2 separate regions of the Homo sapiens genome follow, and region 2 is linked to region 1. The links are chromatin contacts, found by Hi-C or POLR2A ChIA-PET in ENCODE. All regions are on one chromosome and are shown on one strand. Each heading gives the region's core, a stretch centred on a gene start or an enhancer-like site at or near the end of the contact. The rest is flanking DNA. Distances are from core to core; before and after follow the strand shown.

Evidence for each region. Hi-C counts contacts between places; a loop is a spot of excess contacts on that map. ChIA-PET counts read pairs that join two places held with the same protein, here RNA polymerase II (POLR2A). Pooled maps may share reads with other maps.
Region 2: a loop to region 1 is called in a map of naive thymus-derived CD4-positive, alpha-beta T cell, with 6 times the contacts of the local background. The contact joins the promoter of LINC01366 here to the promoter of STK10 in region 1. A Hi-C loop is called at or near these places in 1 of 168 maps with a recorded cell type or tissue (naive thymus-derived CD4-positive, alpha-beta T cell) and 7 of 50 pooled maps. POLR2A ChIA-PET finds 5 or more read pairs at or near these places in 1 of 52 experiments (T-cell).

Annotation. Positions count from the first base shown.
Region 1 is chr5:172,186,936-172,192,999 of GRCh38, forward strand. STK10 (serine/threonine kinase 10) reads right to left here and starts at 1,289. Exons shown (of 19, transcript NM_005990.4): 1 at 952-1,289. The coding sequence starts at 1,107. RefSeq lists enhancers at 142-221, 1,274-2,049 and silencers at 682-761, 892-941, 1,242-1,601.
Region 2 is chr5:170,327,188-170,332,902 of GRCh38, forward strand. LINC01366 (long intergenic non-protein coding RNA 1366) reads left to right here and starts at 4,206. Exons shown (of 2, transcript NR_108025.1): 1 at 4,206-4,390. RefSeq lists enhancers at 643-742, 3,509-4,708, 4,273-4,442, 5,508-5,715.

The DNA of each region.
Region 1 (6,064 bases), core at 39-2,538:
CTACAGGAGCCCCAAGGAGGAGGATAGTGGCTTAGAAGAGAGGTGCTCTCCTGGAGGTATACACCAATTTAACAAGTGGGCGTCTCCCAGTAAAAATTTTCTTAGGGGAAAGGGGGGAGTCAAGCTGTAGGTGTTGGCTCCCTAAAACAACTCACCACCTCAGAATTAGCTCCCAGGAGCAGAAACCAACGTCCTGCTGCCACACTTCTCTAGACTCAATCAGCTCTGCCCCACCCACTCCACAAAAGCTCTCTGCCGCGTCTTCCTCTAGGGGAGAGGTGACTGCAGGCTGGGAGACTCCCCAGCTGTGACTCAGACCGACGGAATCAAATCTGTTCCCCCAGGCTCAGCATTCACCAGATCCTGACCTCCCCCTCTGACCAGCCCCAACCCACCTTTCCAAGCCCCACCTCTCAGTCCATGGGCCACCCCTCGCCCACCCCACTTCCCTGTCTCTGGCTCATCTTCAGATGTGTCCCTAGCTCCCAACCCGTCCAAGCGCAGCCGAGTTTCTCGGTCCACATCGCCTCGATATTCCCACAGCATCTGTGGTCTCTCTTAAAAAAAAAAGTGTGCCCGTATCGCCGTTTTACGGAACGTCCCTGGAAGGTCCCTCGAGTGGCCCTCTCGGATGCTGAGGTCCTGTCAACGCCCCTTTGTCTCCCCGTGCGGCGCCGAGCGCAGTGCAGGACACACAGGAAGTGCTCCGAAACAGGGCTAGGGTGGGGGCGGCAACCGTGCCCGGAGGGGGCGCCCAGAGCGCAGGGACTCGGCCGGGCCGAGTGATGTTCCCCCCAAAAAACAAGAGTCATCGGGATGAGGGCCAGGGACCCCGAATTCAGCGCCGGGCAGCCCTCGGAGCCGGAGCCAGGCTGGCCGGGTCCGGCTCAGGCATCCCTTCCTTCCGGAGCCCCTCGACGCGCGTCCGGCCACCCACCTCAGCGCCCTCACCTTGTAAACCTTGCCGAAGGCGCCGTCGCCCAGCTCGCCCACGATCTCCCACACCTCGTTGGGGTCCAGGTCGCGGCGGACGTGCTCATATTCGCGGGACTTTCTCTTCTCGAAGGTAGACAGGCGCAGGATGCGGCGGAAATTGGCAAAAGCCATGGCCGGGGGCGCGGTGGCGCCGGCTCGGGCTCGGGCTCGGGCTCGGGCTGTGGCTTCGGCGGCCGCGAGGAGAAGGAGGAGGAGTTGGAGGACGCCGCGTCTCTCGGGGTTCTCCCCAGACCCGCCTTTCCCCGCAGCCCGACCTCGGTCAAGTGTGCCCTGGGCAGCGCCGCGCCGGGAGCACCCGGAACCGCGCAGGCGGCGGCGTGCCCGCCCCCGCCCCCGCCCTGTCAGGTCCCCAGGGCCGCCTCCCTTGTGCCGGCCTCGCAGCTCCTGCCCGGCCCAGCCCTGCCTGCGAGAGCCTCGGACCCGTTCCAGGGGACCGTCCCCGCGCCCGCCCACCGGCCCGGCTCCACCCGCCGCTCCCCGGCAGAGCCCCGGGACCCCCTAATTGGCTGCGGGCGCTCCCCGGCTCCGCCCGTCGCCGCAGGGCACTCTGGAAACTGTAGTCCCCCCACACCACGCTCCGCGAGCCGCGGGCTGGGCTTTGGGGAAGCTTCGGGGACCGCTCGGTGGGACCGCTCATGGACTCAGGAGCCCGCCCGCCGCGCCGCGTGGCTCCCAAAACTTTTATGGGAGCAAGCGGGACGGCGACTTGGCATTTCGCGAGAGCCCACGGATCGTTGTCAGCGCCCAGAAGGTGAACCTGCACTCGTTCATTTAATCCTCCCGCAGCTATTCCGCTAGGCTGCCCTCGCCCCCACTTTTCCGATGGGGACGCCGGCAGGCGAGGGCACTCGCCCCAGGCACACACGCTGGCTGCCCGTCTGCTGCGGGTTCCTCGGCGCGGTGCTGCCTCCTAGTGTGCGACGGGCAACGCCGGTGCAGCCGCGGCCAGTCCCTGCAGGGCCCGGCTTCCCGGCGCGGTCCTTTCCAGGGGCTCCCCGTCCACGATCCACAAACCTGCCAGGATTAGAGGGCTGGGAGAAAGAGCTCCTTTGGCACTGATTTCTCTTATGTTTCCTGATGGGTTTGCGGATGTATTTGCATATTAAATAAAAACTTTATTCTAATTTTTAATTTCCTAGTTTCAAAAAAGATGAGCGCACTACATACAGATCAAACTAAAGTCTTCTTTGAGCACCTTCATTCTCGATCCTGGCTACTTGAGTCACTTCACTGCTACTGTTGCCTGTTTGTCCTATAGACGGTTATAACATGCTTTTACCTGAATCTAAGGAGAGTGCTGGGGGTGGGGGGGGGGGGCGGGCAGTCTGCAAGGGTTATTATTTGGACCGTGTCATAAACAAGTTGAGTCTTCGCAAATGTCACAGTTCAATAGCTCCAACCCCAGAGAACGGCTGTGTTGAGGTGTTTTCGCCCCTTCCTCGGTGCTTTGTTCGAAAACATCCTTTGAACAGTGTGCAAACACCAAGCATGGTTTTCCACTGGGAAAGCCAGCTCAAGAAGCCTGCGATGCTGGTAGTGGTCGGCGCAGAGGGTGTCCTGGTTGCTAAGCCGTTCGGAATGTTTCCACAGCTGCAGGAGTGCCTGGAATTGTAGAGGGTCTTTAAAAGAAGGAAACGCCGCTCGTCGCTGACCGTTCTCATTGAGTCAGGCGCTGTCTGAACCTCCCAAAACATGCTGAAAGGCAGGTCTTTCATTTGTTTCAGACCATTTGGCCAACTGTACGAAGCGGGTGGGGAGACCAAGAGGGTTGCTTCCATACTAGGAGATGAAGGCTCTGACTCCACGAAAGCTGTAGGCCTGGAGGGCTCTGACCAGCTCTGAGAGCTCCAGAAAAGCAAGCAAGCGAGAGAAAGAGAGAGAGAAAGGAAAGAGAGAAAGAGAGAAAGAAAGAAAGAGAAAGGGAAAGGAAAGGAAGAAAGAGAGAAAGGAAAGAGAGAAAGAGAGAAAGAAAGAAAGAGAAAGGGAAAGGAAAGGAAGAAAGAGAGAAAGAAAAAGGAAAGGAAGAGAAGGAGAGAGAAAGAGGGAGGGAGGGAGGGAAGGAAGGAAGGGAGGGAGGGAGGAAGGAAGGGAAAGAAAAACGGAGAGGTTCATTCATTCAATAACACTAAGTCAAAGAAGCCAGACACAAAAGGCCCTGTGTTCTATAAATTTCCATTTATATGAAATGTCTGGAAAAGGCAAATCCATACAGACAGAAAGTAGATTAATGGTTGCCTGGAGCTGGGTGTGAAATGGGAATTAACTGTACATGAACAATAAACAGTCTAATTGGGGTGATGAAAATGTCCTAAAACTGCACAATGGTGACAATTTCATAATTTGGTAAATTTGCCAAAAATAATTGAATTTTAAACTTTCATTTTTGTAAATGGATGAATTTTATGTGTAAATTATACCTCAATAGCATTGTAAGAAATACATTGAGGTTCAATAGAATCAAAGCTACTTCTTTGAAATAACTAATAGACAAGACTAGTCAAAGAAAAAGAAAAAAAGGGTCGGGCACGGTGGCTCACACCTGTAATCCCAGCATTTTGGGAGGCCAAGCTGGGTGGATCACCTGAGGTTAGGAGTTCAAGACCAGCCTGGCCAACATGGCAAAACCCCAGCTCTACGAAAAATACAAAACTTAGCCGGGCGGGGTGGTGCACGCCTGTAACCCAAGCTACTTGGGAGGCTGAGGCAGAAGAATCACTTGAACCCAGAAGATGGAGGTTGCAGTGAGCCGAGATCGTACCATTGCACTCCATCTAGCCTGAGCAACAGAGCAAGACTCCGTCTCAAAAAAAAAAAGAAAAGAAAAAAAAAAAATTGGTGCAAGAAAGAAATATTCACTGGAAGAAATAAAAAATGAAAAGAGAACATCAGATTAGATACTGTAGAAATTTTGATAATCATAAAGTGATATTTTAGACAAATTTATGTGAATAAATGTTTTAATTTACATAAAATGGGTAATTATTGAGAAGAAAATATAAATGATAGGTAAAAGATAATTTCAATAAGAAATAAAAACCTAAATAAACTAGTAACCAATAAAGAAATCAAATCAAGAATCAGGCCGGGCACAGTGGCTCATGCCTGTAATCCCAGCACGTTGGGAGGCTGAGGCGGGTGAATCACCTGAGGTCAGGAGTTCGAGACCAGCCTGGGCAACATGGTGAAACTCTGTCTCTACTAAAAATACAAAAATTAGTCGGGTGTGGTGGTGCGTGCCTGTGGTCCCAACTACTCATGAGACTCAGGCACAAGAATCCCTTCAACCTAGGAGACGGAGGTTGCAGTGAGCCGAGATCACACCACTGCACTCGAGCCTGGGCAACACAGTGAGACTCTGTCTCTAAACAAAAACAAACAAACAAAAACCCAAAAAACAACAACCACAAAAATCAAGAATCAAAAGCTTGTTCTTGGTGAAAGACATCAGTCTGTGTGGTTTTACAAATAATTTCTTTCTTTATATAAATTATTTTAAAAGATAGAAAATGAAGGAAATCTGCCAATTTATTTTATAAGATGAGTTTTACTATTACTAGATAAGGACAGTAAAAGAAAATTGTAAGCCAGGCACAGTGGCTTACACCTGTAATTCCAGCACTTTGGGAGGCTGAGGTGGGAGGATCACTTGAGCCCAGGAGTTCCATACCAGCCAGAGCTATAAAGTGAGACCCTGTTTCTACAAAAAGTCAAAAAATTAGCCAGGCGTGGTGGTGCACACCAGTGGTCCCAGCTACTCAGGAGGTTGAGGCAGGAGGATTCCTTGAGCCCAGGAGGCCGAGGCTGCAGTGAACAGTGATCTCACCGCTGCACCAGCCTGGTCTCCAGTGAGACCCTGTCTTAAAAAGGAAGGGAAGGAGAGGAAAGAGAGAGAGAGAAAGAAAATTGTAGACTAATTTCATTTCATTTTTTTTTTTTTTTTTTTTTGACAGAGAGAGTCTTGCTGTGTCGCCAGGCTGGAGTGCAATGGTGTGATCTCACCTCACTGCAACCTCCACCTCCCAGATTCAAGCGATTCTCCCGCTTCAGCCTCCCAAGTAGCTGGGACTACAGGAACGTGCCACCACGCCCGGCTAATTTTTGTATTTTTAGTGGAGATGAGGTTTCACCATGTTGGCCAGGATGGTCTCAATCTCTTGACCTCGTGATCCGCCCGCCTCAGCCTCCCAAAGTACTGGGATTACATGTGTGAGCCATCACGCCCGGCCTAATTTCAGTTCTTAAAAAGACAGGGAAAATACAAATGCTAGCAAGATCAAACCAGAGGTGAATAAAAATATCGTAACCACAAAAGGTTTATCCAGGAATAAAAGAATGGTTCTACATCAGAAAATCTACTGTAATAGCACTGCATTGGCAGAGTAAAGGAGAAAAATCACATAGTCTTAATAGTCACAGAAAAAGCATTTTATAGTATTCTTAGGTTGGATTCCCTTAGAGACTGACCCTGAGGCAAGGATTTGAGTGTAAGTGGTTTATTTGGGAGTGAGTAGGGAGTAGAAAATTAAGACAGAGGAGGGGCTGGGCACCATGGCTCACACCTGTAATCCCAACACTTTGGAAGGCTGTGGTGGGAGGATAGCTTGAGGCCAGGAGTTCAAGACCAGCCTTGGCAATGTAGCAAGATCCTATCTCTACAAAAAATACAACGTGGTAGCACATGGGCATAGTCCCAGCTATGAGGAGGTGGAGGTGGGAGGATAGCTTGAGCCTGGGATTCAAGGCTGCAGTGAGGTATGACCATACCACTGCACTCCAGCCTAGGAGACAGAGTGAGATCCTGTCTCAAAAAAAAAAAAAAGAAAAAAGAAAAAAAAAATTAATGTCAGGGCACAGTGGCTCATACCCGTACTCCCAGCACTTTGTGAGGCCAAGGCGGGTGGATCACTTGAGGGCAGGCATCAAGACCACCCTGGCCAACATGGTTAAACCTCATCTCTACTAAAAATACAAAAATTGGGCTGGGTGCAGTGGCTCACGCCTGTAATCTCAGCACTTTGGGAGGCCGAGGCAGGCGGATCACAAGGTCAGGAGATGAAGACCATCTTGG
Region 2 (5,715 bases), core at 2,956-5,455, 1.9 Mb before region 1:
TAACTTTACCATCAACTCGGGTTCCTCTAACCCTAATATTCCCTTGAGATTTTAAGTTTCGTAATCATAATTTGTCCTAAGTGCCCACGGTGTGGGAGAAGCTGTGTATTTATGTTTCTGCAGATGATCTATCCTCCTACTTCACAGCAACAAACCTGAGGCTATCAGGCATAACTGCCCCATTTCCTGTCCTCCTACCTAGAAGCTTATTTATAACCTTCCCACCCTTGCCCCCTTCCTTCGAGACTCAGAGAGCAGTTCAGGGTTGGCCACTTATTGTGTCACTTGTTCCTCCCCTTCCTAATTCTTTCAAGGCATTCACTTTTTTTTTAATCAATTATTTTATTTCTTCCTCAAATTGTTAAACTTTACACACCAACTCTTCATCACAGCCCCCAAAGCCTGTGAATCTCATCTTTAAACAGTGAATCATGTCCTCCCAAAGCAAAACAAATCAACCACCCTAACACCTTCTCTCTGCCTCTGTTCTCCTCTGCCTCTTGCCTCCTGTCTTTTCCCAAAGCCAAGGTTCTGCAGAAGACCATCTACACCTGTCGTCTGCATGGGACTTTCATTCCTCAGTACCCAACTCTCCACCGAGAGCCCTCTGACAAGGTCACTGAGATGTCCCCAAAACCCATGCCAGCAGCCTCTTGTGGTCACCTTCTTGCTAGACTTTTAGCAGCAGGTGACACCCATGACTGAGTGTCTGCTTGGTATTCTCCCCTCCCCTGGCTTCCAGGACCCCTTTGGCTAGTCCTCGTCAGCCTCCTTTGCTGGTTCCTCTTCCTCTGCTCACCCTGATAAATATCAGAGCTCTGTCCTTGGTCTTCCTCATATCAAGCCCTAATACACTCTTGCTACACAATCCAACTCCCCCCAAGGCCACCCTCAACTCCAGTGACTCTCAGATATACACTGCCCCACAGAATACCAAAAGCCAACACGCAACTTGTTTTCAACACTCACTATGTGCTAGGCACTGTTCTAAGCATTTGACCTATGTTGTCTCATCTAATCTTTACAACCCTATCAGGGTGTACTATCATTAACATCCCATTTTACTGAGCACAGAGCTCAAACAACTTGCCCATGTCCACACAGCATGAAGCCAGGATTCAAGCCCTGTCCCACACTGTGCTCCTTGCAGAACATCTCCACCTCAAGGTTTTTCATCCACCTCTAACCTACCATGCCCCAAATGGAATTCACAATCCAAATGGAATCCTTTCCCCCAAACTGTTCTCCTTGTATTTCCAGGGGAAGATCCAGGCTTGGTGGAGCCTGAGGATTCTATAATTGGCCAGGAAGGGGCTCTTTAGGAAAAAATAAATAAAAAGAAAACAATGAATACAAGAGTAGGTTTAGGACCTTGATAGTGGATGTGAAAGGGAGGGATTCTCGCACATAACCTTCATTAGCTTCATGGTGAACCCCACCCCATACATTTTGTATTCCAGTGGCTAGCATCTAGTCATTCCAGCAGGGGCATGGAAAATTCTTCTCTTTATATTCCCTCCCTCTTCCCTTCTTCATCCATATGGAACCATGGATAGCACTCTAGTTCTACCTTCCTCAAGTCTCTAGAATCCCTCTTTACCTTTTCACGTACACTATCCTGATTAGCTCAGGTCCTCAACATCCCACACTCGGACCATAGCCATAGTCCACTCTGTCTATTCCTGCCACTTCCTGGACTTTCCCCAACACAGTTCCTGTGCTTAGCAGGGTGACCATCAGAAACATGCATCTCATCAACCCTTCTGTGATGGTCCATTTTCCTCTGACTAGCATCTACATTCCTTAGCCCAGCAGTACCCAGCACAGGTCAATCTTGCCAGCTTTACTTTTCCCTGTGCTCTCCTTTTGTTCCTTTCTTCAACAAATAATTATTGAGGACCTATTCTTGAGTACTATTATGAAGTGCCAATAGTAGGGTAATTGAATGCTAAACACTGAATATGCAGTAGCAATCAAGACCAGATCTTTCACACCTCTTGTCCCATCACACCAAATAGCTTGCAGTTTTTAGACTCTAAGACTGTGTTCAGCTTCTTTCCCTTTTCCTAGGCTGCAGGGAAGCTTTTAAATTCATTGATTACCTGAATAATAACCACTTATCCTTCGTGGATCAGATACAGTGTTATCTCCCATATAGAGCATTTTCTGATCACCCTCCAGCAGCAAAAATGGATCCCTTCCTCATTTCTATCCCAAATGTGCTTTTGAGATCTGATATTCCCTCAGAACACCTAATATACTTTGATGCAACTACTTGACTATTGAGAAGGTCTCCCTCATTTCAAAGCAAACATTTGGATCAAAGAGACATCATTTTATTCATCTCTACATCCTCACTGGAACCTGCCATATAGTAGACACCATACATTCATACATACGTACATTCACCAACTCATTCATCTTCATCCATCCATCCATCTACCCATCCATCCATTCATCTATCTACTCACTAATCCATCTACCTACTCACCCATCCAACCATCCATCTACTCTTTCATCCATCTACCTACCCACTTGTCCATTTAACCATCTACTCATCCATCTACCCACCCACCTGTCCATCCATCTACCATTTTATTCATTTACCTACCCATCCGTCCATCCATCCATCTACTCATCCATCTACCCATCCACCTGTCCATCTACCCACTCACTCATCCGTCTACTCACCCACCTGTTTATCCATCCATCTACCCACCCACCTATCCATCCAACAAATATTTCTGAATGTCCTCAATGTCCCAGCCATTTCTCCAGACTCTTTGGATATAGAGAAGAACAAGAAAGAAGAGGCCTCTGCTCTCACTAGCCCTACATTCTAGTGTCTGTTGCAGGGTCAGTGAGGGGTGGGTAGGGGGTCACAGACTACGGAAATAAACAAAGTAGGTGAGTGAGAAGTACTGTAAAGTAAATTAACAGAGCAATATCCCAGAGGGTACTACTTTAAAAGGAATGGTCAGGTCACCTTACAAGAAGGTGGCCTTTGTGATGAGTCCCAAATGATAAGAAAGGAAGCAGCCAAACAAAGAGAGACAGAAAGTCCTGATGTGGGAATGAGCTTTGTGTGTTTGAGGAACAGAAAAGAACAGAGTAAGCAGAGGAGAGGACAGAGATGAAGGCAGGGAAGTTAGGGAAAGTGTAAGAACTTGGAAAATACAGGAAACTCAGCAACAGCCAGACCTGATTTTGAATCCTTTCTCTAGCATTCATCTCTACACGTATGACCTTAACCAAGTCACCGCACCTTTCTTAGCCCCCATTTCCCCATCATGGAATGGGGACACAAGTACCTATGTCATTGGGCTTAGGGGAGAAAGTTCGGTAAAATGTCTGACACATGATAGATTTTGACAAACATTATTTCCTCTTCTTTTCTTGCTTTAAACATATAATGATGCTGTTACCTTAAAAGTTAGGTTATGCCATTAGAAGGCGCCTTTGTTCTTTGCTCTTGTTCTACCAAAATGAGAAAATGGCAAAAATCGCAGGGTGGGTCTCAGTTCTCCATTTTGTTAATATCCAAGTTGATATTTCCCTTTTGCGACAGTAACAACAACATGCAAACCAAAAACTGAAACAGCTTCAGTTCTGTGCCCTCAGGATCCAGCGTGGGACTCGTGAGAACCCTCCAGAGACAGCCACATTTCGAAGCAAGTGGCACAGGCTTTGCAGAAGGCACACTGGGCCCCTCTCAAAACTCAAGCAGCAAAGATGATGAGAGAGCTGCAGACTTCGGGGCGTGGAGGATGGGACTAAGCCGCAGAGTGCCTTGTCTAACATGTTTTAGGAAGCACCCTTCTCTTTCCCGACTCACATGGGGCAGCTATAATAATTCAGCTTCACGTGGCTGAATTATTTTCTGTTTTCACTTGGTTCTTTTTTTCTTCTCCTTTAAGAAAAAAAAAGTCCAAATAGGCTTTGGGCCACACTGGACTACCTAGTAAGGGGGATAGATGATCTAGATGATTTGAGAGCTGGTTTTCTGAAAAGCCAGGGAGCTCTGGTCTTGAGAAGACTCAGTAGCCAGGAAGCTGAGGAACACACACACACACACACACACACACACACACACACACAAACACACCCCTTCCTGGCTCCAGTTCCGCACCACCCCACACCCCCAACACCGGAAGTAGATTTCTCAATAGGCAGGGCTGGGTATGAGTCACAGGCAATTCCGTTTTGTTTGGGACCATGAGACCTCCCACTCCTGGGGCCAGAAGGAGTTGCTGAGAAGGAGCTGTGGTTCTGACCTTCAGGGGAATTCCCACGTCTGTATGGTGGCTCGTGAAGAGCATGGTTCCTTTTCTCAGCCCTCTTGAGGGGCGAGGATGCTGAGGACTGAAGTCGGTGGGGCTTGATGCATGTGGTGTGTGGATGGTGTGGGGAGGTGGGGAAGGAGGACTAACATGAATGGTGTGAGGTCTTTCAGAGGGGTCTTCCCAAGGTCACATAGTTGACGGGGGGTGAGTACTCACACTCGTGCAAAGGTGGGGGATAGGAAGGGAAACTGAGGCCATTAGTATTTGGCACCATAGCTGGTCTCTGAGGCTTTCAAATGTTCCCCCAGGAGGTTCAGCCTCTGTGGGGAGAAGCCAGGGGAACCCCATGGCACATCCCCAGCCCTGCCTGCTACCCGCCTCTGCCATCTCCCCTTCCCCTGGGCTATGAGGGGAGGTAATGAGACCTGTGACTCATACAGTGCTCTCCTTTTCCCTCCTATCAGCTCAGACTAAGCAGAGAAGTGGGCAGAGCTCTTTCACCAGAGGTGGAGGGGCCTGTTGGGGAGGGGACCCACCAAATCCTTGGGGGTGGTTCTCAGCTCCCCGGAGATAGGGGAGATGAGACCTCAGGAAGGCTCTGATCAGGCGTCTTCTGTTCTCTTTCCTTTCTTGGGTGGGAATGATGCTTCCCACTTTTGTGGTCCACCTGCAGGCCGCCTTTCATCCTTCTTCAAGTCACAGAGAGACAGAGAGGAGGGGACGAAGGACGAGCCATGGGGTTTTGAAAGCAGGCACAGCAGCAGGGGTGCTGCCTCCAGGGGTCTGCTCTGCCAAGAGTTCCTGTCCCAGGTGTCTACAAAAACAGTCAAACTCTATAAAATACTTGGAGATTTATTCTGAGCCAAATATGAGTGACCAATAGCCCGTGACACAGACCTCAGGAGATCCTGCCCAAGGTGGTCAGGTTACAGTTTGGTTTTATATATATTAGGGAGATACAAGAAATAAATCAATACATAGAAAATGTACGTTGGTTTGGTCCGGGAAGGCAGGACAACTCAAAGCAGAGGCTTCAAGTCATAGATACATTCAAAGATTTTCTGATTGACAATTGGTTGAAAAAGTTGTATTATCATCTAAAGACCTAGAATCAACAGAAGAGAATGTCTGGGTTAAGATGAGAGGTTGTGGAGACCAGGGTTCCCATTATGCAGAGGAAGCCCCAGGTAGCAGGCTTCAGAGAGAATAGGTTGTAAATGTTTCTTATCAGAATTAATTCTCTCCTGGAGCACGAAAAGGAAGGGGATTCTCTTCGAAATATAGATTTTCCCCACAAGAGACAGCTTTGCAGGACTATTTTGAGATACAGCAAATAAACATAACTTGGGGCAAAATACTTTGATTTTTTTTTTTCAGGGCCTGCTCTCTGTCATGTGATGCTATACTACAGCCAGGCTGGAATTTGGTGTCT